Linked DNA regions of Homo sapiens: region 2 is linked to region 1. The links are chromatin loops, found by intact Hi-C in ENCODE. Cell type or tissue: mesothelial cell of epicardium. All regions are shown on one strand. Each heading gives the region's core, and the rest is flanking DNA. Links, peaks and the distances in the headings are about the cores only.

The links. Peaks named below come from ENCODE experiments on the same cell type or tissue, not always from the same donor. Only the 100,000 strongest peaks of a DNase experiment are listed, where the experiment ranks them.
Region 2: it touches region 1 in a loop (10-fold over the local background); 3 of 110 quality-filtered maps call a loop at or near these places.

The regions. Positions count from the first base shown.
Region 1 is chr2:154,608,470-154,625,702 of GRCh38, reverse strand. No RefSeq gene overlaps it. Among named protein-coding and RNA genes, the nearest start is that of KCNJ3, 82 kb to the left of the region's middle. In mesothelial cell of epicardium, for the core only: no CTCF peak of the experiment used is centred there; no DNase peak of the experiment used is centred there.
Region 2 is chr2:154,406,601-154,423,833 of GRCh38, reverse strand. GALNT13 (polypeptide N-acetylgalactosaminyltransferase 13) reads right to left here. Exons shown (of 13, transcript NM_052917.4): 11 at 14,752-14,850. Among named protein-coding and RNA genes, the nearest start is that of GALNT13-AS1, 42 kb to the left of the region's middle. In mesothelial cell of epicardium, for the core only: no CTCF peak of the experiment used is centred there; no DNase peak of the experiment used is centred there.

The DNA.
Region 1 (17,233 bases), core at 5,713-13,712:
CTTGAGAACAATTGTACCAGATGCCGACTTGCAGTATGCTCTAGGATAAAAAGGAAAAAAAATGAAAATGGTTCTCCAAACCCAAGGTAAAAATGAACACAAAGAGTAATAACACTAATAATATTTGTAAATAATGAACTCAATTACAGAAGATTTTTACACTCAGAGTCCTGGTGCTCTAACATTTTTAGATATAAATTTGGTTAAATTTCTATTTTAAAAATGATTCCTTCTATAATCTACCTTAATATATAGTAATAGAACAGCTCAAAAGCTTCCTCACAGAAGGTTGCCACAGCAACAACCCTTCGATATACATGCACAAAATTGAGGGGAAAAATACAGGTAAAATGCAACGGACTATGAAATAAAACAGTTAATTTTCAAGGGAGGAATAAGAAGTCAGAGGGAGATGGAGAAAGAGGAAAGGATCAGATTGCAGCATGGATAAACTATTTTAGCATTGGTCATTTCTGGTTCCATACAGCTGTGGATACACCTCCAAAAAATCTAACACAGAGGAAGGATACTCCTGAAAGACAGGCAAGGATAATGGACACAATGATGATTTTTGAAGTAAGAGCAGGAGAAAAATTGTGTCCCAAGGGCTGGCCCATATCCAAACAGAACTAAAATAAGATTGATACACACAAAAAAGGAAGCTCAGTCTACCTTTATTCCTAGTTGCCCTTGATGCCAAGTATTCATATGCCTTTGCCAACATTTTAATGTTTTGTACACTCAAGAAAATTTGACTTGAAGAAAGCTCTGCATTGAGTTTAGCTATTTCACCCTCTTTTTGAACCCTTTGGTCCCAGTGAAAGAAGACTTTCCTGGCACAATCAAGCCAGATAAATGTACAAGCGAGGCAGTACTTGACTTAAATACTATTACTTCCTGCTGCTTCTGGTGACCTCTCCTACCCTCATATTTCTACTCTCTGGTGCCTAATATCGGTGGATGCACACTGGGCAGCCTCCAAAATTCAAGACCTATCATTTTATCTCATCCCTAGAATTTTCCACCTGTGTAATTTTCCTTTTTTCATTATTTGCACTGGATTTCACATTGGCCTGTTTCTTTTCCTGAGGGTCATGGTAAATAACTTTAATCAATCGAACAAGAAGGGCTAACATTTACTGAGATACTATTGATGATTTATGCTAAGCCCTTTTATGGTATTTAATACTTATGACTGTACTATGATGTTGATATTATTATCCCCACTTTTAAGGTAAAGAGTGTGAGTGTTCAAGGTATTATATCACTTGAATAAAGTCACACAGTTAATATGTGAAAGTCAGGAATTGAGTCCACAGCATGACTCCAAAGTTTAATTTGCTAGTCATCATACTCACTGCTTCCTACTGACTAATCCATTTGAAGATTTTCATGAGTCGTAATGCTCTAGGGTGGCCTTCTCTTCCTCTAAACAATATTTTCTTTTTTCCAAGGAATCTTCAGTGCATTAATAGAACTGATTAGGAAGCAGATTTTGATTGAGATATGTTTGACTCAGTCTCTCAAATTTCACTGTGTATGTGACTGTCCTTTCCATTTTCGCTAGCATTTTTGCGCCTCTGCTCTCAGCTTATGTCAAGGATACTTTTCACCGAAATCCAAGCATCTGTCTGTCTCATAGAATCCAGTGCTCAAGTATGTGTGTGGCTGAAGCTTTTCTGGGTGACACACTGCTCCCTCTGCTGGACTGTGGAGGACAAAGAGAAAAAGCATCTTCAAATCCTAAAGTTTTACATGGTGCCTAACTTACTTTACAATTTTGGAAAAATTAAGAGAGGCAATGATCAAAAAAATATTCAAGGGTATTTTGGCCCCAGATAGCTGAGAAGTAATAAGGGATTCCAATGAGGTCTTTGCCTAGCACAAATGTGTCTTCTGTGACTAGGTTTTATTTTTATTTAGGAGGCACAGCAAACGTATGTTTTCAACATCAACAGCAGAAGCTTGCAATTGTCATTGTGATCTGTTTTGCAGATAAAGCTGGCATTACTAGCTTAAACTTCTGCTATTTGTGAACCATTCCTGGCATGTAGACTGCACGTGCTTTAATCTGGGAATGTTTTACAATCTAGAAAAATATTAACATGAAAGAATATGTATTGACATGGTAAAGCAATTTATAGCAAAGATAATCTAAGTTTACTACAATACAGACAAGATACTGAATAACGTGTAGTGCAAATATGGCAAGAATAGTAGCTGAGTTATTTAAAACCTTAAAATACAGTTTAGCTCATATGAATTCAAGTAACATGGCAAGATTCATGATTTGTTAATTTTATTCATTTATTCACTCAACAAACACTTATAATGCTCTATGTGATAGTCTCAGAGTTGGGTGTAGAAAACATTTTTTTTTATATATATCCCTGAAAGCAAACCCAGAAACTAAGATTTGTTTGCAAGTTATTTCCTTGGGAAGTGATCCAGGGAAACACCTGGGTAGGGGAAGTGGAAAGCAAAGAGAAACAGGGAAAAGATGAAAACTGATGAAAGGTACATTATTAAGCATTACTGTGGGTCAACTAGAATTGAATCAGGCTGGTGAATTCTGGTAGCCAGTGTAGAGCACGTTCATCCTAGTTATCCTGCCTGAGGAGCAAGAGGGCTGGAATATGTATATACCAACTTTTAGAAGTCATCATTTGAGGGCTGAACCTGGGTTGGGGGAAGGGAGGGATTAATTCTCTAGGATCTCCACATGCAGTGCATGTGACTAGAGTGCACAGGTGCTAGAGCAAGCCCAAGCAAAGAACGTCCAGTTTAGTGATTCAGATGGTAAGGCCCAGGGGACATAAGGAGGCCAACTATACACCTGCTAGAGAAGACCAAAGTGGTTAGGACATAATAACTGACCTTGAAGAGCTCACAGTCTCTTAAGAGATGGAAGTCAGGATCACAGGAGATTGCCCTGAGTTGACCTGGTTTGACCTGAAGAAAGAGAAGTACCCTGCACCATTTGTGATTAAAGGCAAGGAGACAGAGATAGTTGAGAATCAGATAAGGTTATAGTTAGAAGTGTAAGCAATTGATGAACTAAAGAACACAGGCCTCATCTACTAAGGAAGTAGGACCTGGGTAATCACCGAGAGTCAGGGAGAGAGTACAGCGAGAGATGCTCCAAGAAGGGGAAAGGGAGACAATCAAAAACAATTAAAAACCAATCAAATGTAATAACAGATAAAGGAATGTAGAAAAGCTATTTGTAAAACCTTTATTAAACACAATTTTGGGATTCTCTTGAACCACATACATAGAGGTAGAAGATATTTAATGAAGACAGAACAATAGATATATTTCTTGACTTTCCTAATGTCATCTCAGTCTCTAAAGAATCTAATTTTATTCTTAGCACTGTAGAACACTGACATTACTAAGCCACATCAAATCACTCACTCTTAAAATTTCAGCAGATGGAAAGTTGTTTAAGGGAAATACTTTCCATTCTTTATCTACTACAATCAGTATTTTCTCATTTGCATTCACTTCTTGCTTGGACCACCAGAAAGACATATGCCTGGATCACATTATCTTAGTGCTTCTTAGTATAATTCTCACTGAATTGTAAACACTTGTTGTATCTTCAGAATTTGTAAAGTAGTTGAAATAGTTATAGTAAATTTGCTTCTATATTTTTCATAAATTTATCATTGATGAGATTGCCTTTTATATGTCTGCTTCAAAGTCCCATGTGAAAAATTTTATTTCAACTGAATGAATTATATATATATATATACACACATATATATGTCCTCCCTTCTGATAATAAAATACTGCAACTTGTTTTGCCAATCTTACCCTGGTTAAAAGGAGCTTGGAAACTAACATAAAGGCAAATATATGTGTGTGTGTGTGTATACACACACACACACACATATAAAACCATATGTATTTTTACATTTATAATATATATCATATTAAAATATATATCAATTAATAATTAATAATATCATTATATATAAAATATATAATTTTATATTATATATAATATTGACCACTTGTTTACTAGTTAGTGATTTTCTATTTTTATTATCATTACCATTGTAAATTTTATTTTATATGACTGAAAGTTACTTAATAAAAAAGTAAGTATAAATGAATTATAAAGTGAAAATTATTTTTGAAGCAATGTGATTTTTTAAGGTATGACATAAATATCCAAAGGGACATCCACCTCCTCCTGCCCATGGCTATACATAGAATGAAACTACTTATCCTATTTATATTAGCTCCATGGCATCACAATCCTGTACTGCTATGTCCTTAACACCAAACATCTTCAACATAGCGATGTGATTTACAGTCCTCAGGGAATCTACGATATAAATGTATCTGCATTAGAGCTTCAGGAAGTAGCTTATTTCCCACAACTACACACCCAAGAGTGGGACCCAGATTCAGTAAGACCCTGGTTGCCACTTTAAGCTTATCAATTTATCATATCCTCAGAATAATCCCAAAAGGTAAAACCCATTTCATAGAAGCTAAGTAAACTTACTAGTAAGAGAATGGGTCAGGATTCAAACATAGGTCTGTCTGAATGTAGACTATAATGTCTATCAAAATACTTTATTATGACTTTTACTTTCTGACTGAACAGTTAATGGTATGAAAGAAAGAGAAAGAAAGAAAGAAAGAAAGAAAGAAAGAAAGAAAGAAAGAAAGAAAGAAAGAAAGAAAGAAAGAAAGAAAGAAAGGGAGAAAGGAAGGAAGGAAGGAAGGAAGAGAGAGCGAGGGAGGGAGGGAGGGAAGGAAGAAAGGAAGGAAGGAAGGAAGGAAGGAAGGAAGGAAGGAAGGAAGGAAGGAAGGAAGGAAGGAAAAGAAAAAGAAAGAGAGAGAAAGAAAGAAAGATGTGTTGTTGTTAGAGTTAAGCTTTTGTGTCAGTTTGTGTCAGCTTTTGTGTCAGTTCAGCTATGCCCACATAGCTGGTAAAACGTTATTTCTGGGTGCGTCTATGAGGGTGTTCCTGGAAGGGATTAGCATTTGAATCAGCGGACTGAGTGAAGAAGATCTGCCCTCACCAATGGGCTCCATTCAACCTATTGAGGGCCTGAAAATAATAAAAAGGCAGAGAAAGGGCGAAGTTGCTCTCTTTGCTTAAACTGAGACATTCATCTTCTCCTGCCCTCAGACATCAGTGATCTTGGTTCCTGGGCCTTCAGACTCCAGGACTGACACTAGCAGCTGCCTGCTTCTCGGGATTTTGGCCTTTAACTGGAAGCACATCATCAGCTCCACTGCTTCTCAGGCCTCAGGTTTTAACTGGAGCTATACCACCAGCTTTCCTGAGCCTCCAGCTTGCAGAAAGATTGTGGGACTTCTCAGCCTCCGTAATCTTTCATGAGCCAATTCCTCCTAATACGTCTCTCTCTTTATATCTTTATATATATTATGGGTTCTGTTTGTCTGGAGAACTCTAATACACACATGTATTAATACATATTCAATGAATGACTGATGACTAAAAATATGAAAAGCCTCACTATGGCACTTCTAGCATAGACCATTAATTGTGTCACATCACTAACTATTCTTTTTTTTGGGGGGGGGGGGGTGGGGGCTGCGGAGTCTTGCTCTGTCACCCAGGCTGGAGCGCAATGGCGCTATCTCAGCTCACTGTAAGCTCCACCTCCCGGGTTCACGCCATTCTCCTGCCTCAGCCTCCCGAGTAGCTGGGACTACAGGCACCTGCCACCGCGCCCGGCTAATTTTTTTTGTATTTTTAGTAGAGACGGGGTTTCACTGTGTTAGCCAGGATGGTCTCGATCTCCTGACCTCGTGATCCGCCCGCCTCGGCCTCCCAAAGTGCTGGGATTACAGGCATCACTAACTATTCTTATCATGCAATGTGACATTTCATTCTTAGGTGCTTTTAAAGAATAGTTTACAAGTCTCTACAGGGCTTTTTTTTTTTTTTTTGCCATGTCATAGGGAATTACTAAACTTGTACATGTCTATTTTCTATGGAAATAGAGATTAAGTCAGCTAGGTAGATGGCTCCAATAGCAAGGCTGAGGCACATGAGGAGGGGGTAACAACTGACTATGCTGGCAGAACTAAAAGCAAAAAGATGAATGCAGACAAAAGCGCATATTAGCATTAAATGGTCTCAGCAAAGTAATCATATAACTAACAGAGTGAAAGCATCTCTCCTCTGCAGTTTGGGTGAAAAGGAATGCTAGCTAGTAGACTTCTCTAATTTGCACATCTGCAAATCAGTGTATGAAGGAAACAGTACACAGTCATTTACACTGAGATAACAAGTATAAGTACAGCCACTAACAGAACATCTCATCACAAGAAAGTGTTGGTGACTAAAGGTAAATGGTTACTATTTTCCAAGGTCAGATGATTTCCTTCATCCTTTCACTGATGGTAATAGCAGTTTCACAGGTCATGGATAGTGCAAAGAAGCATCACTTAAAACATGTGCTGTCCTTGTTTGTAAATGATAAAAAAAAAAAAAAGTAAAATGGTCATAACAACAGTATTGTGCATAATGAATCTTTTTCATTGAAAGCAGTTAAAATTCTAAAAATCCAGAACCCCGAATCTCACACCATAAGCTAATTCTCTTATTTTAGAAAATATAATGAAAACATTCTAGAAAACATAATGAGTAAACCTCTATATCTTTCAAGCAAAAGCTATTATTTTCACAAATTATCCTTGCCTCTCTTTATACCAAAGAAGACTTTGGTAATTTTTGTTATTGGTTTATCAGAGGACTGGGCAAAAAATTCTGCCAGTCTGATTAACATGGTTATAATTAAACCATAGTCTTTAATTGTGGATTCCTGGATGGCTAATCTTGTCACTTGCTATTTGTCAAGCTAACATAAAGGGAAATCAACCATGTATTATACAATCTAATTTTCTTCTGGAATTCTGAGTAAATGTGTATGGCCAAAACTGATTAAGATGCCTATAGATGGAATAGGTGATAATTAGAGAGACTGGGAAAAAAAAAAAAAAACCACTAAGAGAAAAAAGTAAAACAAAGAACTAGTAAAAATGCTGAAGTCTTCCTGGTAACCATCTTAATGGTGTGATAATTTTATTATAAGATTGTTTTAACATCTATATATCTTAAAATTTGAATCAATAGAGCTATGTGAAGATTTCAATATTTTTTTCCTGAGAGTTATAAATTATAGATTCATTTTCTGAAAGGACAAGACAAAATTAAATGAACAGATCCTGATAGAATTTCTAGTCATTCACTAGCTAATGTCCAATTTAAGTTCTTCCTGTTCTTATCGAATAGCCGTTTATAGAGTATTAGTACTAAATGTCAAACAGCATCAGTGTAACACCAGCTTCAAAAATTGTATGTTTACCACACACCATCATTACTATTCTATGTAATTATAATGGAAATGCAACACTTATTCTTCTACTGCTTCTCTGAGTCATATATTAATCCTTCTAATGAATCAAGTTGCACTTAATCAGCCAGAGTTTGTTTCTTCTACCTACAACTGTGAATCCTAACATACATATGTGGCCAATTCCTTTGCTCCAGGTCACCCAGATAGCAAGTGGAAGAAAAAGAAATTGAATGAGTCTATCTTTCCTTATATGAACTCTTGTACCCTTTTCACTAAGGCATTCTGCTTCCCCAAGAAAATATTACCCAACCCCTCCTTCACATTCAAACCCTTGCTCTTTGAACTCTCACTAACCAAAACCCCAGAACTGAATAGTTTTAGTTATATCCATTTCTATTCAAATTGTTTCTCTAAATATTCATTATTCAAACTAAAGACAACATTGATTTGGATAGACAGGGATATATTATGGAGAACAGACCTGTTCTACAACATTACCCAGATTAGGTAGCAAATAGATAGTTACCAAACAGATTTTCCGCATAGGGAGCAAATTTTGATATTAAGACTTAGACAGCAACTGTAGAATAAAAGACATGTAAGAAGTGGAGTGAGAGAACAGGGCAATATCCTCCCAAATAGCTTTTATTCCATCAAAATGTATACTATATTCTCTAACAAAATAAGCATTATAAGTAACTGACCCCATCATAAGCTCCCCTAATATAATTTCTAACTCATTACGGAAAACTGCCTAAAAATCTGCAACCTATGATAAGACTCTCCTGCACCATAATTACAAATTTGTGCTTTAGGAGTTGTTTCCACGTAAGAAGAGGAAGCATTCCATGTTAATGCTTTTATTAAAAAGTCCATTTCCAGTTGACTAAGATAAAAATAAAATAACCTAAAATAAAATAACCTATTAATATACTGATAATCAAGATCATTTGACCTGGAAGGGTCATAGTGATCATTTAGTTCAAGATTCATATATTTCCATATATTTATAAATGTGGAAGCAGACGACAAGGCTGAGAAAAGCCTTGTGTAAGTTCATAGAGCTTGTTAGGGGCATCTTCTGACTCCATGGTAAACATTTCTTCTATTACACTATACATATGGTTGATTAAAAAATGTACAACTTTATTTTGTTTTTGTAACTGTAATGGTTACTTCTCAGGTTTCATTTATTAAATTTTATAAAACTTTACAATTCATAATCATGTTTTGGCTCTCTGTGCCAGCGGTCCCCAACCTTTTTGGCATCAGGAACTGGTTTTGTGGAAGACAATTTTTCCACGATGGTCAGAGTGGGCGGGGGAAATGGTATCGGGGTGAAACTGTTCCACTCCACGTCACCAGGCATTAGGTAGATTCTCATAAGGACCACGCAACTTAGATCGTTCGCATGCACAGTTCACAGTGGAGTTTGTGCTCCTCTGAGAATCGAATGCCACCGCTGGTCTGACAGGAGACGCAGCTCGGGCGGTAACACTTTCTTGCCTGCTCACCTCACCTCCTGCTGTGCAGCCCAGTTTCTAACAGGCCACGCACCAGTACCAGTAGGCCCGGGGTTTGGGGATCCTTGCTGTGTACCATCCTATTATAAACAGTCATGGTTTCAGACACTTAGTGCTTTTGAGAGAACGATTTCCCTGAACAAGGCAAGGTTACAAAAAGATAGTGTGGGCACCTAGAGTGATGTAGCAAATGAGCCTGATGTAAGAAGCAATGCAGTAACCAAGTAAAATAGAAAAGTACTCCAAGCGAAAAGAAAATACATTAAGGTTTAACTCTAAAAGAGAATAATGTGGATTTCTATTTGACAGGGAGAGGAAATGCTCCATGGGAAACATTAAAAAAGAAATGATTCATGGAACTTCACTTTAGTCTTTACACATAAAAGATGTCATTTGTGTTCAGACAAGTGGAGAAGGCTACACCGTGGGTAGGAGGGCAGGACGTCATTCTGAAACAGTGAAGAATAAAATGGCACACATAAATTCTTTATATCTGCAGAACTACATTTTAATAATTTAAATTATTTTTGAGACCCTATCAAGTTAACATCAATTACTTTTGGTATTCAGAGAAGAAAGACAGATGTGAAATGTGGAAAAACTAAGGGAGATAAAATGATGAAAGAAATGGAAACTTTAACTTTTCTCTTCTGCCATCAAAACCTTTTAAATAAAGTTTTCTTCTTGTTTTAAATGCTCAGGACACTGAGGACATGCTTTCTGTTGAATTTCAGGAAATATATAGATTGCAAAACTAAAACATTTGTTACACTAGTGTGGGATTTCATTAGAATTTCTTTGTGCCTCCACATATATACAGAGCTAGTAAGCCCCAATTGTTTTAATGCTATATTCCTGCATGAAGAGATGACATTTGCAATAATCATTAGAATATTCATTTTTTGACTGTTACCACTATACCACAACTTTTCACTCACAGAAATTAATCAGATCATTCTTACGTAACTGGAGATCAAAAATTAGTTGTTTGTAAAATATTTACTCCATGACTTCTGGGAGACGTGAAGAAGATGATCACTCCATAATTTAAAAATTTCACCACTCTGACTACCTGGAGTTTCGACACTTTGGTTCCACCAAAAACTGAAGCTAGCTAATGCCTGAAACAATACTCATCATTGTCATGGTCTTCTAATCTGTAGCTTCTGCCCCAGGTCCCAAGAACTTCTTGGAGCAGCCCCTCACAATGTCAGTGCCCTTTCACGTGTATTATTTCAGTGGCATATTACAGAAATGCAGGTAAGCAAGTGCTACTTTTGAGATGTGATATAATCAGTGCATGGCCAAATGTCAAATAGGCAGCAAACTAGAAAATGCTGCTTCAAACAGTGTCCTCTTTTGGATAATCTTTAGAACCTTCAGATCTTTGTCAAAATACATTTCTGTTGCTTGAGAAATGAATTTTTTTAACCCATTACTTCCAGTGAATACAAAGATAGAGCTTAGCTTCTTATATGAATCAGAAATGCTTCTGAGACTAGAAGACAGTTACACTTTGGTCAAATAGATGAGTTTGAAACAGAAGGCTACTAACTGGAAGAAAATACTTGAAGTTCTGCTAGAGAGTTTCTGAGCAGCCACAGAACAGCATGTATGGACAAGATTCCTAATAGCATGATGGATGGCACTGGAAGGGCAGTTGAACAAGGACCAATATTGAAATTTGCCAATGCCCAGTTCAAATTCCTGAGACTGTGTTGCAATAGGTAAGAACTCTGATGACTTTTTTTTCCCTCTGTCTTCTCCAAATGAGTGACCAATTAATGCTGAAAGCTCCAAGGTTGGAAAGGTATTCAGGGAGCATTATCTACCCAGAGATCATGGTATGTAATTGACAAATCTTAAAATATTCCAAAAGAAACATCCTTCAGGAATACTGCAGTGGTGAATACTATTAGTAGCCTATTTAGAAAACCATCCTCCATGTTCCTGCATATTTTCACATAAAACCCTGATTTTGTTCAGGTATTAGATGGTCATGCATTTCAGAGAAGGATGAGTCTAAGCCAATCATGGTGGTTTCATTATTCTTGTCATCACACTTGATTGGCTTAGACAGAGCAAGTGTTGTATAAATGGCCAATGAGATGTGAGAGGAAGTCTAGACAACACCATCTAGTAAAGTTTTTCTAACCCTTGTAAAGGGACACATTATAAGAATTATTCATTTTTCTGTGATATCTTAAAAAGTGATATCACAGAAAAGGTGGTATCTTTTTATCAGAACAGGTGATGTCTTTTTAAGGTATCTGTGATACCTTAAAAAGATAACCTGGTGTGATGAAAATAGCAGTGCAAGATGATTGAAGGAAACCGTTTCTTTGCTTTATATTTAGCCTTTCAATTAACCAACCTGGTGGTTGCACTATTCTTTTTATATATAACATAAAAATCTCTCATTAAAAATTAGTTGTGTTGATTCTTTTGTTGTTTGTAACTGACTATATCTTAACTTTATGTAATAGGCAATTTATGTCACTGATATGATATTACAACTCCATATCATCTTTAGTTAGATAATTAATGTGGATGGAAGAAAATTAAATTCATGAGAAGATGTGAATCAGCCATAAGTGAAAAATACAGCTGCTTTATAAAGGAGGACTGAAAACAATATGTGACTGTATTGCCTATTAGGAGCAATGGCTCAACCAAAATTCATTCATCTTTGAAAAATAAAACAAACATTAAACACACTGGCAAAACTGGTAGGCAGGAGATATTTCCAACTTAAAACATAAAGCATATTGCATCTTACTTGAAGAAAGGTACATTCATTATTCAAATACCAAACATCAAGGGGAAAAAAAAAGAAACTGGAAGTTAGGATGATTATGGGGAGATTTAGGTGAAGTTCTAGCCTATCAAATGACTATAATCCTTGGAATACCTGGGCCAGGTCATAGGTTAGTAGGTTGCCAGCATCCTCATGCAGTAAGTAGTCTAAGCCTGAAGCTTTATAAACTTCAATAACGTCACTTATTCTTGCAGATAAACCTGATTCACATATGAACCCTATCACTTCTACACCAACATGATTCTTTAATTTATCCTTCTTCCCTATTTGATTCCATCTCTCATTGTCCAGCCCCTTAGCATATCTAATCTAGACCGCTTTAAAGACGTCTAACAGGTTTTTCTGCTGCTAGTCTCTTGCCCTTTTGCTCCTTCAATCCATTCTTTACACTCTTCCTTAGCATTATCTTTGTAAAACACAAATTTGGTGGTCACCCTCATGCTCAAAAATTATTTGCAGACTTTCCATCAAAGGCCTGAAAATTAATGCTCATATTCCGTACCATGGGTACAAATAATAAATTTTTCAATTTTCTTTCCTACCACTGCCAGTGACATAAAAATCTTTGCTTTTTCTGAAGTCGTGTGCTTTTCCATTTACCTAAAAATCATATATGATCATACTTACATGCTCTAATTCATGCTACTTTTCCTTGTAATTTAGAGAAAATTTTATATTTATATTTTCTCTGCCTAAAACCACTTTAGATGTCTTCAGGCCTCACTCAAACACAACATCCTCTATGCTGTCTTCCCTAACTTCCCCAAGACAGAAGTGTTCTCTCCCTTCTTTCTTTTTTTGCAATGTGTTCACACTATGGTATAGCTCTTACTGCAGAGTACACTCTGAAATATTTTTGGTTGTGAATGAGGCTGTGAGCTCTTTGAACCAAATGCTCGTAGATTCCCAATTTGGTGGTTGGAATTGGTGGTGGAATAAAAGGAAAGTTTGCTAGAGACATGAACCAACTAGCTGGTCCCTATGCCATTGGGTGAAAGCTTCTCCCTGTTCTGGCATGAAAGGCTAGAGAGAAATGAAAAGGATATCTTAGTAAGGCCCAGAGATAAGGAACACTCTTAGAGGCTTCTGACTGAAACTTTTTTTTCTTACCTCTAGTATGAAAGATTGTACAAAGAATTATACTAACACAGTACCTTGTCTTTTATACTGAAACAATGCTAGGATAGATTAACATAGCTAAATCTACACCTTACCAGAGTTAGTCCACTTTCCATTTAGTTTAATTACAGCTCACTTTCCATTTGATCTTTTAAAGTATAAATCAAATCCCTTATTTCCTATGATTAAAATCCTTATTATAATATTATTAGAAAAGAAAATAAACAAAGAAACCAAGAAATCCCTTCCTTACTTTTAAGGCCTATAAGATCTTTTTCCATCTGGCCACTATTGTCTACTTCTATCTCTTAACTTGCACCAGCCTCAGAAGTTTAGTTCTTGTAGTTTCCTCTATCTGAAGACATCTTACATCAGACATTTGCTTGGCTGGCTTATTATTTTCTTATTCATGACGCAGCTGAAATGCATTCTTCTTAAAATGGCCTTGCCAGATCATCATGGCTAATATCCAGGATTTTTTAAAATATCTAAAGTTATTTTAATTATTAATTTGTGTATATGATTATAACGTATATAAGCACATAAAGATATAAATGTATTTGTTTATATAAGCATATAAACAAATGTGGATTTCCCTGATTAGAGTATAAATCCCTTGAGAGCAAAATTGATTTTGCCTTTATTGTTTACTGCGATATCCCAAACACAGAACATAGGATATAGTTGGAGCTCAATAAATATTTGTCAGATCAACTGAAAGGATGAATGAATAAATGATATACTCAAAAATGTTTTTGGAAAATGTTTAGAAGGAATGGACCTCAGCATTCTAATGCAAGTGGAAATTAGAGCACTTCATACATCGGCCTTTCCAAGCAACCTCCTGAATTAGAAACCTTCTGATTCAGGGAAACTTAGATATGAAGGGTATATATGTTGAATAGTTTTTCCTTGATAGAATTAAGTATACTGCTTTATGATCTTTAAAAATATTGTGTATTTGATTCCGGCATGTAATCACAAGATATTCGAGGATAAGATAATTAAAATTTTTCAAGAAATATCTTTTTTTGTTGTTGTTTCTTAGGTGCAACAGTTATCTTTAAAGTAAATGATATGCACACTTTGTCTTAAAATATTTATTTTGGGTTTTTAACTTGGAAGTGATATTAGTAGAATACAAAAACTTCAGAAATAGAAACCTTAAACTTTCCAATGTTTTCACAGATAACAGGAACCACATTTAATTTGGAAAGAGTCCTTTTTTCTTAAAAACAAAGCTGAAATCATTATTCTACTTACCTTCTAAACTACTATCTTTTTCCCCTGTTTTCATTCTTTCAGTTGTTATCACAAATCTCCTTTATCTACCGAGCTCCCAGGTACACCTGATTTGAGCAGTAATCCGCTTTTCATATTATATTTTTACTGGAAGGAAAAATTTCTGCCAGGGAGTTATGCAAGCAAAGAGTCAAAGGCATTACTTCCCAAGCCCTCCAATTCCTACAACAGTTTTCTGTGGCTTATTACGACACACAAAATTGTAACAGGTAGAATAGATCCCAGATATTACTGAAAAACATAATTGCCTCATATCAAAGCTAAAAGGTTGTATTTAAAAAAAAAAACATGGTTTCCACATATGTAGATATAAAATTACTATTCTCTCACTTTTAAAACATGTTGACTTAGAGGACAGAAGGACATAATTGGACTGCTAAATTACTGAATATGTAAAGGCTCTCATTATTGTGTTTTGTTTAAAACCAATATCTCAGTACTGAAAAACTGATTTTTTTTTCTTAAAAAAGGAAAATAGCCATGATTTTAGATAATTCAGATAATACAATATACAGCTGTAATTTGTGGCAGGAGTCAAAAGGCTACTTGAAGACACAGTGTCAAGACCTGGGCATAAGTATGAACCCAAGAATACAAAAGTGAGATGCTAAAGAATTAAATATTTACCCCGTCTCTACTAAAAATATAAAAAATTATCCGGGCGTGGTGGCAGGTGCCTGTAGTCCCAGCTACTCGGGAGGCTGAGGCAGGAGAATGGTGTGAACCCGGGAGGTGGAGGTGAGCAGTGAGCCAAGATCGCGCCACTGTACTCCAGCCTGGGGAACAGAGCGAGACTCTGTCTCAAAAAAAAAAAAAAAAAAAAAAAAAAAAAAGATTTAAATATTTAAGGGCAGGCACGGTAGGTCACGCCTGTAATCCCAACACTTTGGGAGGCCGAGGCGGGCGGATCACTTAAGGTCAGGAGTTCAAGACCAGCTGGCTAACATGGCAAAACTCCATCTTTACTAAAATTAGCTGGGCGTGGTGATGGGCGCCTGTAATCCCAGCTATTCAGGAGGCTGAGGCAGGAGAATGGCTTGAAACCCGTGGGCAGAGGTTGCAGTGAGCCGAGATCGCGACATTGCACTCCAGCCTGGGCAACAAGAGCGAAACTCCGACCAAAAAAAAAAAAAAAAAAAAAAAAAAGAATACTTAAAAGCCTGGCCACTGAAGCCAAGAAATTTGTCGATTTATTTTTCAATGAATTATTTGAATATACCAAGTGCGTATTTTGACATTGTGTTGCTGAAGGACCTGATAATTAATGTCTATGGTAACACAAGCATTTTCGGGTGAGGGACAGCGGTGTTAAAATGGCCTCACAGAGCAGGAATTGGCTGCCCCTTCAATGATACTTGACCATGTCTACTCAAAAAAGTAGTATAAGATGCAAACCTCTTGGAAAACATAGAGAAATGTATTACTCATAAATTTAAAATTTTTAAAAAACTGTAAAGGAATCTAATATTCCTGAAGTAGATAAAGAAGGGGGAAAGAATAAAAGACACAAGTTATCAAACATTTATTTCATTAAGTCTGAAGAACAATATAATGAAATGATTTGATTAGTTTTATTTTCAACCAGTATGTATGGGAAAGAATAAAAATTTGTTGTTAAAAATAACTACTGAAGTTTTTCAATGCAATAAAAATCAAATATGAAGTTGAAATTCGACATAGTTTTATAGCCTAGGAAATAAAGAGAGAAAGACATATATTGTAAAGTCACTCCCCTTTTTACACTCATATCAGCTACTGCTTTCTAGTTTCCCTAGAGCTGTCAGTGGAAACATTTTTGGGAACAGAGTTGCTCCTGTTTTTAATAACTTATATGAACAAGTGGTATAGCAGTGAAGCTCTTAATGATAGCTCCTTATTTATGTATGCTGGGCATATAGAAGAATTGGGCAGCATGGATCTCATACCTATTCATCTGAATGTGGAGTGAGTTGATCATATGGGGAAATCTGACAAGACTTCAAGACTGTGAAGTAGGAAAGAAGAAATATGTGAGTTGAAAAATACCAAAATGCTCTAAAATTATTATTGTGGTAAAAAAAAGTGGCATAAACTATCAAAAGATTTTGAAAAGGCACACGTTTAATGTCTTCTGAAAATAGCACCATTCAATTTCAGAGAGTCTTAGGATGTTCCTAACATCAGAAAAAGAAAAAGAAGCCCAATATATTTTACAGCTTAGTGTTTCAAACCCCAGTTCTGGGGGCCTGAACGCAGGTGATGTCATTTGGTGCTTAAAGCATTCTGAGCATATATTAGAAACAATTTCTGGCTAAATTAAATGTAAAATTGTAATACTTGGTACAACTAGTCAAGCACTGCCATATATCTATTCATATTGATATGAATGTTATGGCTACAAACATATATTTAATAAAAACAATTCATTAAACTGTTTTGTAAATTTAAAATACAAGTTATTTTTTATTATTTGATTATTTTATGATTCCCACCATTTTAGGTACTAGCAACCTGATATAACTAATTGCCAGTAATCTTTTACCTTTTATACCAGGTTTCAGGAATTAATGCTTAATATATGTTTATTAATGAATAAATAAAGAAAAGAGTCTATAAGCAAATAACTGAGTAAATACCCAGATCTTCATCTTTTTGCTATGGAAATAATAGCCTCAGGTATTCTCTAAGAATTTTCTAACAAAGTCTAATAGGTTTTTTTAGATAGATCTTAATACACTTTTTGTAAGTCAGGGGTTCAGTTTTTTAATTGCTATTGTTATTTTGTTATTTTTGAAACAAATATTCTGTGTCTACAGTGTGAAAGCCCAAGGTTATTTCTTTATTATTTCACTTTCTTAGGAGGCAATTGGTTACAGAAAATCAGTCTTCTCCCTTAGCATGGCCATATCTGATATACCTCAGCCTACTGAATTTTAAAACTGCAATCTGCTCTCAAAGGAAATTGTGCAATTGAAATGTACTTCAATTTAAGCTAGCTTAGTTAAATATTAGATTGCCAGTCAATAGGGAAATAGTGTAGACATCCATGGATAATTATCATTTGCTGCTTTAGGAAAGATTCCAAATCACCATTTCATACATACTAACAAGTGTTATATTGACATCTACACAATAAAATA
Region 2 (17,233 bases), core at 5,276-13,275, 200 kb after region 1:
ATTGTAAAGTTGCCACTATCCTCTTCCACATTGTAATCTTTGGAAGAAAGTCAACACAGCACACATGCCAGGGAAGGGGGAAGGTTATGTTATACCTCCTGGAGTAAGCTACAAAACTTATATGAAATTCTTCTGTACAAGGGATCCCAGAGAACAATTTTAACTTGTCTCTTAAAGCTTCAGTAAGAAATTGGGGGCTATGTATTTATGTTAGATTTATAAGTAACACCACATTAAGATTCATACATTTAAAAAATAAGTCCAGCTCGAAGAGGATGTGGAGAAATAGGAATGCTTTTACACTGTTGGTGGGACTGTAAACTAGTTCAGTCATTGTAGAAGACAGTGTGGTGATTCCTCAAGGATCTAGAACTAGAAATACCATTTGACCCAGCAATCCCATTACTGGGTATACACCCAAAGGATTACAAATCATGCTACTATAAAGACACATGCACACGTATGTTTATTGTGGCACTATTCACAATAGCAAAGACTTGGAACCAACCCAAATGTCCATCAATGATAGACTGGATTAAGAAAATGTGGCACATATACACCACGGAATAGCATGCAGCCATAAAAAAGGATGAGTTCATGTCCTTTGCAGGGACATGGATGAAGCTGGAAACCATCATTTTCAGCAAACTATCACAAGACAGAAAACCAAACACCGCATGTTCTCACTCATAGGTGAGAAATGAACAATGAGAACACTTGGACACAGGGCAGGGAACATCACACACCAGGGCCTGTTGTGGGGTGGGGGGAGGGGTGAGGGATAACATTAGGAGAAATACCTAATGTAAATGATGAATTAATGGGCGCAGCAAACCAACATAGCACATGCATACTTATATAATAAACCTGCACATTGTGCACATGTACCCTAGAACTTAAAGTATAATAATAATAAAAAAAATAAGTCCACCTCACGGGTCACTTGGTTAACTCACTGAGTGAAGAAAAAAAATCAGGTCTCTTTGTTAGGTGGATTGGAACATGACAATTTCTGCCACCCAGAAGTGGCACTTGCTCTCAGTAATGTGTAAACCATGAATTGGACACTGGCTATGGTGAGCTATCAAGACCACTTTGATCATTCCTTGGTGTTACGGTCTTAAAATGCATCTTTGAATTTTTTGTCTAAAAGAAAAAATCAAATTTTGCATATTACAGTCATAAACACATATTTTACTTTCTTAAATAAAATGAATATTCCAAACCTTTTTAGAGAGTTAGAACTAGAGAGCTGGAGTAGAAGTATGTCTATCTGGTAGGTTTTCATTAGAAGACTAAGATTTTCTATTCGAAATTGGAATGGACACTAGGCTGTTTCCATGGTTACCTACTGAAGCTTTTTTTCCTTTAATGGAAAGGTATCATTTCTGTATACACCACATGTAGCTTCATGCTTTGTATTGGATCAAATCCTTTGATAGCAGAATAAAAGAAATGAATTGAAAAAGTTTCTACAGTCTGCCCCTGCTTGCTGTGAAATTAGACTTCAACACTAAATAACATGAATAAGAAGCCCTTTTCATATTTGGCTGAATTCACAGTGTCATTTTTAATAACAAAAGTGCAGTCCAAGTATTTTCATGATGCTTATTACACACGATCCTTTGACAACCTTTGTAGTCTGAAAGCTCATTGCTTCTTTTGTCCCCTCAAGTCAAAATTCCCTTGCTTGACATTTACCTTCTATTGTAATCTTAGCTCTTCTACTTGTAAAACTTAATTTTCCACTGTCCCACTCCAGACTTTCAATTCCATTTGTGGCAGTGTCCTTGCTGTCCTTACTCACCCTCTGCTCTCTGTGCACGCTGAGTGCTTTGTGGAGTCTTTTAGACCCATTCCTGTCCTTATCAGAACTTTTCCTGAATGCCTCCTGTAGAGCATTATGAATGCTTGCTGTATTGTTAATGATTCTTTTGTATTCCCTATGAGATTGAGTATATGGTTTGTGTGCCTATTTATATTACATCTTGTTTCAAAGTGGATTTAAACAGCGATATCTATCTATAACAAATATATATATATTTCTTGCATGTATAATTATATATGATGTAATTAAAAGAAAAAACCCATTTCATACTGCTAACACATGCTTCAAATTAGTGTAGAATGCAATAAAATCCTAGAAAACGTATTTCTTGTGCAAAGAAAAAAGTATTAGACATATTTCAATATAAAGATAGCTTTTAATGTTAAGAATAGATTTGGAAAAAAATTAGAAATAATTTTTCTTCATCATTTATACAGAAAAATGACAATCTCATGATATCTCAGATCCAATTCCTTTTTGACATCATGAGTATATAATTAGGGCATGTAAAACCTATAATAGAAGATATTTTGCTGACATAGTATGACTACTACGTCTATATTTGTAGCAAGGCAAAATATATATGGGATATATAGTTAACTTTAAATGACATATCTAAAACATTGTGTTTTAGCCATATCGATGTGTAGCTTCCACTTGATTAGTCTCCTTACACTGGGCTACTTTCAATAATATTTTATATTTGATGACTCCTTTTAAAAATTGGTAAGTTTTAAGCAAGGAATCTTTAAAAAATCTTATACAGAATATAAAATGTATTTTGTGCTATAAAATATATCAAATATCTTCATTTCACTTGCATATTTTTTCAGATGTCTTCTTTTTCTAAACTTAATGTTTCTCTTCCCGGGATAAAGTATTAGTATTGCCTAGTCAACTATTTGAACATGAATTTCTTGTATAGTTTTATGTCATCTTGGCCTTATTGTGCTATCTTTTCATTTCTGAAAAAATAAGTTTTCATATTTAAAAAGCAAAAAAAACTAGGAATATCCTTGCCTAATTTATTCCAAAACTGTAACAATTTAATAACTAGGATGGAATTGCAAATGCAGTAAGATGAAGACAATCACAGGTACAGCAAAGCAACTAATCATAAGTATGGATTCTGCTTGGCTTCTCAAGAATATAAAAGTGGGCTAGGCAACGCTGTTAATTTAGAAATCACAGACATTATTTACCTTACCTAGAAAATAATAAACTGACTTTTACTACATGGATTAAGCCAAGATAAAGTTATATTATCTATTATAGAGTGCTTAAAATGGTTATGGTGAAAATAATTATGTCCTTGATGAAAAATAGGCATACAGCTAGTCTAAGGGTGATGGGGAATAGAAGAGTATTTCGAAAGACCTTAATATTCTTCACATATAGTAGACTCATGCATTCAAATCATTTAATTAAAAAAGTATTAAATATGATAAAATGTTGGCCGGAAGGTTACTTGAACAAGGATACATTTCACAGTAATGAGTAAGGTTATAGCCTCAAGTCAAAACGAATTAGGCATAAAACAGGAGAAAACTATTTGAAGACAAGGTGGAGAAAAGAATGAGGGTCAGAAGATTAAAGAGTACACAGGAGTAATAAGTTCTGCTGGAAATAAATATCTAGTTTAATGGAGACAAATTCATCTTGGTAAAGTCAGCAGAGAGCTTGCAGTCCATCTGTATATAACAGGAGCTTTAGAGGAGACAAATTGGTGGGCAATGGGTACAAAGTGGATGCTGTTAGTAGCAACACATTTTCCTTTTAGTAAATTTTTCAGGTAACAGATTCCCATTTTCAGTAAGAAAAGTTGTCCTGATGGTTGAGGTACGCCTTTGTGTCTACGTGTATGTGTGTGTGTATGTAGTGGGGTTTTATTAAACCAGGGTAGTATTAAACGTTCTGCTTTATACACTTACTGTGATATTTCACTTTAAGGGGAGTTTTTCCAAATATTCTGGGAATCCCATTAATAAAACTGATACACATTTATGTACATTAAAAAACAGAATATCATTTTAATGTTTAAGCCTTATAGAAATGTAATATTAATCTCAGTTATGCATGGGATGATGGTGATATACTTTAACCAATTAATCAACAGAATAATATTTTGTCCTACTATTTGCACTGACATACTTTGCTATTTTCTAAGATGCCTTCTTAGACACTGTCTTCTCCAATTTGGTCTGGTGTCCTTCCCTTGTTGGTGCCATAGTCCCTTTTCCATGTACTGCTTTTCTTATCGATAATCACAGTAGATATCCTTATGATTTTAACACCAGGAATATCTGAACTTTTACGAAGCTGTTTTTTAATATTATGGACACAAGGAATCATATAACCAACTTTGTGCTCATAGCTAGAAAGCATAGAGCCAAAGTTGTGACTTATTTAAATCAATGTAGGATCCCATGAAATGAATTTTAAATATCTTATGAAAATGGAAAAGGTGTTTTCTAGATTGACTTGAATTGACAATTTTTCTAACACTTTTGAAAAAATGTCTTACATGGTAGATGTTAACAATCAAAATGTAGAAACATAAAATGAGACTCTACAATACTTAAAAGATAAATCTAAAAAACAGCCAATACTAGTTTTCAATTTTTAAGAGATCTTAAGAAAGAAAACAAAAACTTACAATCTTTGAGTAACTCTTGTCAGGGAAAGAAAAGGGCCAAACATGACATATTTAACATTTCTATGCTAGAAAACACTGTGGCCAGGCAACACTCGGCAGGATCAGATCACAAGTTCCTACAAGTTTTTATCAACTCCAAGTTTTCATAGATGTTCCTCTGATATAATTTTCTTGAATTAGGAAAATGTTACTTGTTGATTTTTTGCTCAATTATTGGATAAAATAATTTTAACACTCCTGTGCAGGATTTATTAACAGAAGGAGCCATTATCATTTAATATTTTAAGGATTTCATTTTAGTTATTTTATATTTTTATTAATATAGGATTTATAATTGACAATGTTATTTACAATTACTATGATGGTAGAGAATACAAAAATTTGAGTTAAAATAGAATCTCTAAAAACAAAAATTCTACAATTAAAACTTTCTGAAGAATCAGTACTATATAACTGAGGTCCACTCTTTCTAGCTATCACAACATGTTTAGAAGTATCAGGATGAAATCATGTATGTTTCCAACTTTGAGGAAGGTTTAGTATCTTAGAAATTTTTGTCCAAAGAAGTTGGCTATTTATGAACTCTGAGCTATACTGTTTCTAGAATTTTCTTTGTGAGCCCTTAATTTCCTGTCGTTGATAAAACAAATTATCACAAACTTGGAAGCTTAAACAGGAATTTATTCTCTCACATTTCAGGAGGCCAGAAGTCCAAAATCAGTTTTACTGGGTGGGAATCAGGTATCAGCAGGGCCTCTTTCCCTCCAGAGGGTCTGGGGGAAAATCTAGCCCTTGCTTCTTCCAGGTTCTTGTGACTACAACCATTCCCTGGCTTATTGGCCGCTTTACTCCAAGCTCTGCCACTATGGTCACATCACCTTTTCTTCTCCCTCTGCTTCCCTTTTATAAGGATACATGTGGTAGCGCGGCTATCTAGATAACACAAGATTATCTCCATATCTCAAGATCTTTAACAAAATCATGTCTACAAAATATTTTTTGCCACATAAGGTAAAACACAGGCTCCAGGGGTTAGAACATGGGTATCTTTTGATATTCATTTTTCAGTTACCAAAGCCCCAAATCCACACATTTCTAGAGGAACAATTTCATCCTCCAGGAAGATGATTTTAGTTTATGTAGTCAGAATTTTGAAGCTATTTTTATGATAACAGGCTCTTGTGTAACTTTAAACATTTTTATAACAATTGTTTACTTGTTCATTCTTTTAATAAGCGTTTATTCCTGTAAGGGGATTTTTTAAAAAGAAAAACAACAAATTCTTGCTTCCAAAAAAGACTACAATTTATTTTTGCAGATAGGATAATGAAACATACATAATTGAATGACAACATAATGATTAAAGAATAAAATATTGAGAAATAATATATAAGTTAAAAACAAGAGAAAAAATTCTGCAGTCTAAGTTCAAAGGAAATATAAATGTATATTGAAAAGCAGAAAAAATACAGCACTATATAGAGATGGTGGGTTTTGAAGTGCGACTAGATTGATAGAATTTACATAGTTCTAAAAGTGGCCGGGCGCGGTGGCTCACACCTGTAATCCCAGCACTTTGGGATGTGGAGGCGGGTGGATCACCTGAGTTCAGGAGTTCGAGACCATCCTGGCCAACATGGTGAAACCCTGTCTCTACTAAAAATACAAAAATTAGCCAGGTATGGTTGCGGGTTCCTGTAATCCCAGCTACTCGGGGGGGCTGAGGTAGGAGAATCACTTGAACCCGGGAGGTGGAGGTTGCAGTGAGCCAAAATTGTGTCACTGCACTCCAGCCTGGGCAACAGAGCAAGACTCCGCCTCAAAAAAATAAATAAATAAATAAATAAATAAATAAATAAAAGCATGGCAAGGTCATGGCAAATGGGTTTAAGAAAAGGCAAAGCTATAAGAAAAACAACAACTAACAATAACAATTTTTTACAAGTCTGGTCAGGGTCCATAAAGTTGATGGAGTAGAGCAGAAAGGGGTCAAAGTTGTGTAAACAATGCCAATTTTATCCTGTAATAACTAGGAACTCTTTCAGGTTTTTTTTTTTTTTTTTTTTTGGTGCTTGTTTGTTTTTCCAACTGGGAGCGATAATTTCGACGGAGTCATCACTTAATTATTTAAGGAAGGTGGAATGAAGATAGGGACAGGCTGGAGTTTGGGGAAACTACACTGAAAATTATTGTAGTAATTCAAGTCTGAGGCAATCAAGGCTCAAATTTAGAAAGCTGAGTTATTAATGGAAGAAAAGAAGAAATAGATTTTAAAAAGACTAGTAGAATGAATCCCCAGGGCTTAGGTCCAGTTTGTAGTGAGCATGGGGTGATGAAAGATGAGAGAGAAAAATGTAAAAGATGAAAGAAAGAGATTAGAGGACAAAAGGCTTGGGACAAAAGGTAATTATAGACACACTGAGTTTGAAACAATGGCTGCAAGCCCAGGATATGGTACAACTTTGACGCCTCCTTAAACTTGAGGGGATTAATTTTGCAGAAAAATAAAATGTGAAGAATCAAGACTGAACAGAGTAGCATGGCAATAAGAGATTCACTGACATGTAAAAGTATCCTAAGACTTTGTTGACACCTGACTGATCAAATGATCACAGGGCCTATTGGATTTACTTAAAAGAAAACTTCAAACTTCATTGTTTGAAGAACTTGAGGGTAAAGAGATAACTCATGATCCCCCAAAAAGCTAGCCAAAGTGAAACGTTTCTTTTCTTTGGATATTTTCCCCTTAGTCATATACTACCTAGAGTGTTTATTATTGACTAGGATAATCAGGTTTTGTTGGATGAATGATTGACTGAAATTATCATTTGTTGTAGTCTAAACGTTTGAGTCCCCCCTCCCAAATTCATGCATTGAAATCCAGTCCCCAGGGTGATAGCATTAGAAGTCTGGGCCCTTAGAAGGTGATCAAGTCATGAAGTCTCTGCCCCGAGGAATGAGATTAGTGTCCTCATGAAAGAAACCCAGAGATCTAGCTCTTCTCTTTCACCATGTGAGCATGCAAGAAGAAGGCTCAATGAACTTTTCCCTCATCAGACACCAAATCTGCTGGTGTCTTGATCTTGGACTTCTCAGCCTCCAGAACTGTGTACAATAAATTTCTGTTGTTTTTAAACCACCCAGTTTATTGTATGTTTATTATAGCAACCCAGATAGACTAAGACAGCATTCCATCCCAAGTATAGTATAATCTCCTGACAGGAGGACAAAGTCAGCAAAGACCAGAGAAGTTCTCCCAGTCAAGCATTAATGATAATGAAAGGCTCTTGTAATAATTCCTGTTTCTATAGAAGTTGTGGTAACCCTGCTTTCTTCTAGCTTGCATGTATCCAACTCATTTAAACATTTAATGAATGGTAGATTTTCCTTCTTTCCTCATAGGCCATTCTATTTAACTTGCAAATTTACTCTGTGAAATCCCTGGTAAGTTTTAATTCCACTGTGCAAGCTACTAAAAAGGGACCAAATTAGTATTGAAATGGCTTCTAAGTAATTACAGTACTTATAAAAATGCAAACTTTAAAATGAATATATATCTGTTGAATGTATTCATTACAATCTGTGAGTACATTAGAACATATTAATAAAATAATTAAGCTTTCTCTAGGAGAGGATCTGTAATGAAACAAAGTATTTGTTTACTCTCTAAATTTTTAATACACCTGTCATAAGATTAGATTCAATTTAAGTAATCAGATGTTAGACGAGGAGGAGATATTTGTATAAAAGTGTAGATCATACCTAATGATCTCTTCTTTAATCTTGGCAGAAAACAGCATTTTAACAAATGGCTAGCATAAGCTTCCTTAAAGGCTTGCTACCTTGAAAAATAGCTCTGAATCATTTACCGCAATAAATTATATGGAATGTTTCCACGTGCTTTCTAGCTGTCTTCAAATGAGTGGCTCCAGGGAGAAAAAGAAACATTATAAATGCATTCACTAGGGTTGTGAATATTTTTCCATTACTTTACATTTTTTTGCCTTTAAAAGGAAAAGGTACAATGTGTATGGGGCTATTTTTATTCATTTTTAATTAAAGATGTGCTGCTATTCAGAGGGAAACAGCATTGAATTTTTAAAATTGTTACAGTGATTAGTTTCAAAGTAAAATGTTTATGTTATAAATGTTATGTTAATTTAATTTTTACCTAATTATGAATATATTTTATGTATTAGAGTTTTTTTTTTTTCTAGAGATGGGGTTTTGCTACATTTCCCAGGCTGGACTCAAACTCCTATGTGCAAGAGATCTTCCTGCCTTAGCCTTCTGAATAGATGGTACTACAGATGCATGCCACCATGCCCAGCTATTTTATGTAAATTTTAAATAAAAATTAATATCAGTTTGAGTAGATATAACATATTCCTAATAAGACTATGATCTGAGTACCAATTTTGATATTATGCCTTTATGATGATATAAATGTTTTTTCAAAGCACTTTAAAAATGAATGGCATTTCTACACAAAAAAGAGAAAGTATTAAGGCAAACATTGGTTTTAATATATAAACTTGAAAAGTCTGTATATAAAAAAAACTGTAAACAAAAAGTCAGAAAAATGTTTGCAAAATGCATGACCAGGGCGATAATATTTAACAAAGTATTCTTATAAATGACAAGAGAAAAAAGACCCCTTTCAACCCCCAATGGAAACATAAGCAACAATATCACTAGAAAATTTGCAATAACAATTTTTGAAATGTTTAAATGCCAGTTTTTAAAATCATTAAATGCACTGATAATGCTAGAAATATGGTTGAAACAAGATAAAATGTTTCTCCCATACTAAAATGGCAAAGATAAAAAACAAAAAAAAAATATAATACACAGGGTTGGCCACTGCGATTATAATCCTGGAAAGTGTGGTTGGAAATCAATGCAAATACAGTGACTATAAACCTGGTGTGGAATCAGACTTAGGTTCACACTGGCTTTACCATTTCAATCATGATACTAATCACTCAAGATTTCCATTACATTCGTAAGTAAAATAAGATAATAACACTATCTACTTCAAAGATCATTGTAAGTCTCAAAGAGGGTAATTTGTATTAAATGTTTATCAGAGTCCTTTTTATTTTAGCTATTAGTCTTATTTGCTGAAATCTTAAGAAAAAAGAACAATTTGTTAGTATACCTTAAAAGCCTTCTAATTTTGCATAACCTTTGATTGAGCAAACATACTTCTAGACATATTTCTAAAGAAGTAAATATTAGTGATCACCAGATTTTAGCTACAAGGAAATTGATAGGCTTGGTTTATAATACTGAACATTTACAAATATTGTATGTTAAACAATAAAAGAATAAATAAATTATAGCTTATCCATTAAAAATGTGTCCTGTAGCAAATGTACTTCTAGAGATATTTCTAAAGAAGTAAATATTGGCGCTTGCCAGATTTTAGCTACAAGGAAATTGATGGGCCTGGTTTATAACAATGAACTTTTATAAATATTGTATGTTAAACAATAAAACAATGAATAAATCAATTATAGTTTATCCATTAAAAATGTGTCCTGTTTAGGTTAAGGAGTTGCTAATGAATAGCTAGCAAATGAGAAGCTAAATTATCGGGTTTTCAACAGTGAGTGTGTCTTAAGTTTTTTAGTGGAGCAGAGTGTAGCCAACAGCTCAATTTCAGAGAACAGTGTAAGTGAACTGCTAGGATAGGAAAACACTGAAAGCATTCAAGGAATGAGAAATCATGAGACGTATGTCTAGAGCACAGGAGACCGATGGGACATCAAGGTAGATCAGGCTGGAAAACCAGATGGGGATACAATTATGAGGGGTTTTGTATATCATAGGAAAGAATTTGGCTTTTATTCTTTGGGCAGTGGAAAGCTGCTGAATATTTAATGAGATGTTAAACTAATGTAGCATGAATTATGAGTTATGAAAATAATGAGGTTTTAAATCCATATGGGTAAAAGTAGATATAGGCTAGAACAAAGGCAGAGATCCTGGTTATAAAAGGACTAAGATGTAGGGACATTTTTCCATAGAAGTGTTGGGATTTGGTGACTAATCGGACTTCAGAAGTATGTTTCTATGTTAGGTTTCCATTTTGGATGACTCTGTGAAAGGAAAGGAAATGAGTTCAGTTTGGAAACAGGTGGGTTTGAGATGTCTGCAGACATTAACGATAATTAACTGGCTATAGATTCTAGAGCTCAGGAGAGAGGTTGGGGCTGTACATGTAAATCTGAGTCATTAACATTGTACGGGACATGGAAGTGCTTCCAGGAATCCATGCCATCTTTCAGAAGTACAGAGAAGACACTCTCACAACTGCTATACTTTATTTCAGTAAATTGTAACTTCTGTCTTTCACTTGTAAAAGTTTATATTCAAGTTAATCAAATTATTCTTATTCTTTTCAAAGTGTTAATGATTATCATGAAGTTGCTTGACAATGAAAATAAATCATTGCAAGAATAGATATAAATGGAGTGCTGAATTTTGTTATTCTTTGAGTAAGACAGTTTTTATTTATAAGGCTTTAAAAAAAGAGCACTTCAAAATGGTCATGTTGAATTGAATAATAATTCTCCAGTTGTTAGCTTTTGCAGTATTCCTGCTACAAAAACTTTCATTAACTCCATTTAGATTTTGCTGGGAAATCTGAGTGTTTAAGAAAATTATTTCTAACAACTACTGAAAAGTAAGTTTCTTCCTGATGTTTCCAAGGCCTTAAAAAACCCCTAAACTATCAAAACTCCTATGCAAGGAGAAATGGTTAAGGTATAATTGTTGACAAACAAAAAAAAAATACCTTTTTTTAGAAATGTAACTAAGTTAAAAAAGGATTTTAACATTTGTTATGATTTTTGTGTAAAAGCAAGAGAGAGAAGCTTGAGTGATTTTTATGGGTTGGGGGCTACTTATAAAACAGTCAAAACTAAATAACCATAAAAATAATTGCTGCTTCCATGGTAACATAAAAGAATAGCAATAAAACCAGGGAGGGTAATTCTGAGAATAAAATTCTAAAATCTGTTTTTTATTAAAGTGAGAAAGACAAAACCTGAAACAGGTTCCTAGTATTAATTATCTTAGAAATATTGAATTCCATCAGAGCAGAATTCATAATAATTGAGTTTTATATGATGGTTAAATTTTTCCATAATCTGTATTTGTTAGAGTTACAGGAGAGGTTGTTCATCGTTTTGAAATCAACAATACCAAATTAAGTGTTGTGCTTTTATCTTGCTTGTGACATTAGCCACTGAACGAACATTTTTTAACTTCAGAAATAAGAGAATTAACAACATCAATAGAAATAACAAGTAAAGGGGCTAATTAATGGCAATGGATCAATACACATTGCATGTTTAGTATGTGCCATGTTTAGTGTTAATTTTTTTAATGAATTTTCCTAGTGTTAGAAAAAATTTGAATGAAATCTTTTGTTCATTTTATGGACAATCAATATCAAAGCTCAAAAATATTATGTAACTTGCCATAAGTTACCCAATTAATCAGATCAGGGTAATGCAACACAACAATGTTCTTCTAGTCTCAATAGTTTAAATTTCCCCATTCTTATTTAATTATGAAGGAAATACATGTACTACTGTATGCAGAAAAATGTGCGGTAAAAAGGAAAATTTCTTTTCCAACTCAGTCTTCTTTCCAGATATCCACTCGCCAGATACAATCTATATTCCAGATAGATTTTTATAGATTTGTAATAGATTACATAGCATCCATATAAATATACAGATACTATATATTGTTCAAATATTTTTTCATAAATGAGATTATTGAAAATAAGTTGTCTGGATTGTTTTTCTCTTTTGAAGTTCTAGTGACACACATGCAGACCTCCCTCAGTCATTTTGATGGTATACAGCTTTCTATACTGTGCGTATACCATGCTTTATTTAACCATTCCCCTCTTGGTAAATACTGAATTGTTTCCATTGTTTGTGTTTTAACAAAAAGGGCTCCAAAAACATTTGTGTGTGTGTGTGTGTGTGTGTGTGTGTGTGTGTGTGTGTGTATGTGCAATTAAGTATGTAGATGGAAAAATAATGGTTTTAATTTTTATCTTGTTATTAAATTGATCTTGTAGAGCACATTAGAATAAAAGTAGGGATAGATTTTATGCTTATTATTATTTGATCACTTTCTTTATGAATCCCTGAGCTGTTTTTATATACTTTTAGTTACTATGAAAATAACAGCTCATTATTTCTTGGCAATGTCTACAAAGTTCTAAGGTACAAATCTACTGTTCTGGCAATACAATCTTTCATCTATTTACTTGCCTAGTATTCGTTAGGTGCTCACCATGTTCCAAGACTGCAGCAGGTGCTGGGTATGAAAACAGGAGTAAGATATAGGACTGCCAGCAAGAAGTTTGCAGTAGAGTGAGATAGCTTATTTCTGGGTATTTGAAAACGTGCAGATGAATAAAGTAATTTTTAATATGGCACTGTAATGATTCTATGTAGAGAATTCATCTGGGGTACCTTTCTTATTTTCATAAGCAATAGAATGAGAGAGATTTCATAAGTAGTGTTTCTTTAAATTCTGTATGAAATTATGGAGCAGATAATTAGCTGATTTTTTTTGCCATAAGTTGTTCAAACAGATTATGGCTGGCACTTCTAAATGTCTCCCCAATATCTTGGTAAATGAACTGTGAGAAGCAGCTACTTGTGAGTGTGGGGTTAAATATTCAGTGTTTTGTTGTACTAGGGATGTCCAAGTAACACATTTTTACCTAAAGAGAGATACACTGAGACGTGTAGAGCCTCTAGGAAGGCTTTTGCTTTTCCTAAAAGAAAAACAGATATGGCTATTGCAGTTCTTCCCTGACTTTGATATTCCTGCCTTGAATGTGGATATGATGTCTGGAATTTCAGCAGTCCTCTTCTGACCAGCTGATGATAAAAGTTAACTCTAAACACTAAAGAATGGAAAGACATAAAGTTTTTGGTTTCTTTATGAAATCATTGAGGTCCTAAACAAATGTCAGAATTTTTATTATGTGAGAAAATTAAACCCTCACACATTTAGTCCTCTTATAGTTAAGCATTTTGTTGTTTCCAGCTGAATTCATCAGGACTTCATTGGTTTTTGGCAGTAGAGGCCTGTCACATTCATTATGAATCAGTGAAACAATAAATGGAATCATTTCTGAATGCTTTGTCATTAGTCTGCCTATGTTGTTTCTATCCTCTTCCTCCATAAGGTCAATTTCCCATGCTGTAATTTAGAAATTTGGTTTAAATATTTTCTTGCTCAAATTGACAGTTTGGAACACTAATTAGGATTTTTTAAATTAAGAATTTTTAAGGGAGAAACTTCCTTTTAATGTTCTCCATTAAATAACACCGGCCCTGTTTGAAGTATGGTGCGCCAAAACTCAACAGAGTTCATTTTCTTCTTTATAGTACAAGAATCAACAAGTATTTTTGTAATAAATCTTGACACAAATATAACCATAATTGTGCTGGACAGGATAACTTTTGCAACCTCGGTTCACACTAACTCAGAAATTCTACCTCTGGATAAAAAACTTTTGGTTCTCCTAAACTTCTGTAGATAACTTGTTTACAGAGGATTAGCTACCTCAAACTCTGCTTTGTTGGTATAGTTCCCAGGAACTCCAAATTCTACCTCTCAAAGTGGCCATGGCAGTAAAATAGCTCTGTCCTGAAGACTCACAGCCAAATAGCCTCCATGTGGCCCACCATGCAAAGCTTTTTTCCAATGCTTAAGAAGAGCACAAGAACTCTTGTCACACACAAGAAAGGCTGTCTAAGACTTTTAGTCAGCTTTCAACACTGAACTATATACTTAAACATTTTATTAAACTTCAAAAGCTCTTAAAAATCATAACATACATAAAAATCTGAAAAGAGATGGATAAAAATAACCATTGGGAAAACATCACAGATGTTGAGGAATTATTTTCTATATTCAGTTAATAGAATAAAATGTACTCCTCTCATTTGCTAATACATGATAAAATGAGATGTGTCTAAAATATTTGGATATCTTCATTAACTGTAGGCACACTGAAAGTGTTGCTCTTTTTATTTTAATTTTTCAGCTCTCCTTTAAGATCCTTGGGACAATAAAATAGCCAAATTAGTTCTAGATTTGAGTGTACATTTATTTATTAAGCTCAGTTTATAGTTATTAACATGTGAGCCATGGTCTCCACTGATAGTTTTAACAATATTTTCCCTCTAAAACATGAAGCTGATAAAAAGGGAGAGTTTACCTGATTTCCTCCCATACCATGACAGTTGAATATACCCACTTTTTCATTTTCCTTGCGGCCCATGTTGTCTAAACACTGATTGGTTTCAACATTTCTTATCTAAAGGAAACACACAAAAGGGGGGGGATAAAACATAAATCAGACAGTTATTTAAGTCATCAAATCCTTCTCATGTTACTATCTATTGTTAACTGAATAATACAACTTCATAAGAAAATTTCTCCAAGAAAAACATATTACTTTAAATATTTGTCTTTTTCAGTGTCCATTCTTAACCTGTATACATTTCTAAACTCCTCCTGAAGTTTTTGAACAGAATTGGCATTGGCATCTAATCAAGAAACATTCCCTGTTTATAGCATAGTATCATAGAAGAAGGAAGCAGCTGCATATTATGAATTAGGAATTCTTCCCCAAATCCTCTGAAAATTAGGACACACTTTTCATATTCCACTCAAATAACCATTGACTATTCTTGAACTCCTATACTATTGCATGGAAGGAAATAAAAACAAATTGGCTAAATATTGAAATTTATGTTCTTTTTAGATTGCTTCATTACTGTATGTTCCATTCTGTGTGTTAATAAAGATTACACTGTTTATATCTGTGAGTAAAACATTTTCATGCATCTTCTTTCATGCCTAATGTCAAACTTATTGGGAAGTGCTTGACCCTAAGGAAAGCTATTACAATGCTAAACAGTGATTTCACATTACAAATTCCTCAAAAGCAAGATTGAATTGCTGACTACAGACATAAAGTTCTTGGTTTACATTCAAACATGGCATTAGTCCCATAATTAACATAAAGTTAATACATATTTGTGCCAAATGTAATTACAAAACCAATAATTGACTTTAAAGATACTAATCTCACTGAATCAAGAACAAATGAATGCAAAAAAGAAAAAAACCTTCAACCTTCTAATAAATGGGATATTTCAGATTTTTACTTAGTCTCAACCCCAAGTATGTATTTATGCTTGTCCACTCTGCTTTTGAAAAGTTTGTATCTCCGAACCATAGACATGCATATTTTACTGTTCAGTTGGTAGAATTATTGGACACATATATTTACTTATCTATGCTCTGAGTACATGTTTCCTCACATTGGCTAATGAATAAGACAGGAAACTTACTACATAAACATATAGAGGATGAATTTGGTTTATACAATTCACTTTTTCTGTGGTGCAGAACCTCATGGCCAAGTACTAGTACCTGGAGTTGGGGAAAGTGGTATGACTTGCATTAAGGCCCCCATCAATAACTGAGAATAGTATGGATCAGAATTCCCATTTGGTAAATGTTAGAAAAAACTGGACAGAGTCATCAAGCCCTGTTTCAAGGGGCTGAGATTTAGAGCAGAGTTATATGTGTTTTCATAAAAAAATCTGAGCAGCAACCCATTAAAAAAGACAAAACACACACTGAATATTACAAGGAAAGGGCACGGGCTTCTAGAAGCAAAACCCGGTACCTGTTCATATAGGGCTGAAATATATTCTCAATCTGATTTCAGGTGGTCCAGACACTAGAAGGGATTGAACCTATAGGCAAAAGACCTTTCAGGACCTGCAGCTGGAGAGGATTAAGGAAGGTAACAACTGATAAATTGTAGTATGATGTAGTAAATAGGATGGTATAGGTTGCACATAGTCTGATCAAATTATATAAGTTGAATTATTTTTAAATCCCTTACATCAGATTTTATTGACTTTTCATAAAAGGAAGATTTCTTGAAAATAAGATTATACATTATTGCTATTTAGTTCCTAAAAGAGTGTAGGACAGTATAATGCCATTATACTTAGAGAAATACATATCTCACAAAATGACGAATTCATTTTTAGATGTAAGGTATGCAATCTGATTAGAAGAATCTCTGCTAGGTACATGGTACTTGAATAGGCACTAATTAATAATTACAGGGGTTACAGCTTGAATTGTTTGTAAGGCTTTCTCTCTCTGCTGGAAAGCAGAAAATTCAAAGCCATATTCAGCCTAGTACATACTCTGACAGTGGTACTGGAAAGGGACTTATCGGAGATGCATGCCCTCTTACTCTTTGACAAATTAAGAAATACCTTTAAGAATGGCTCCAAAATATTTTGCCTTCAGTAACAACCTATTATTGATCTATTTTCTACAAAAGATAACACTTTAATGTTTTAGTATGTAACACCTCTTGTGAATTCATTTATTCAATTGAGTAGTAGTATCAGGAAAATGTATATCTCATACCAGGCACTACCTGAGGTGCTGAGGAGACAGAAAGGAACAAAATAAACACAGTCTCTTCCTTCATAAAGCTTATGTTTTAGAAGGGAAGAGAGCAACAAATAAATAGATTTGTAATATGTCAGAAAATCAAGAAGTCCTGTGAAGAAATATAAAGCACAGTAAGTAAGGGTAGATAAAGTGAAGGAGATGGTACTATTTTAGAAAGGAAAGGTCAGTTGGAATAAAGACACTTGAAA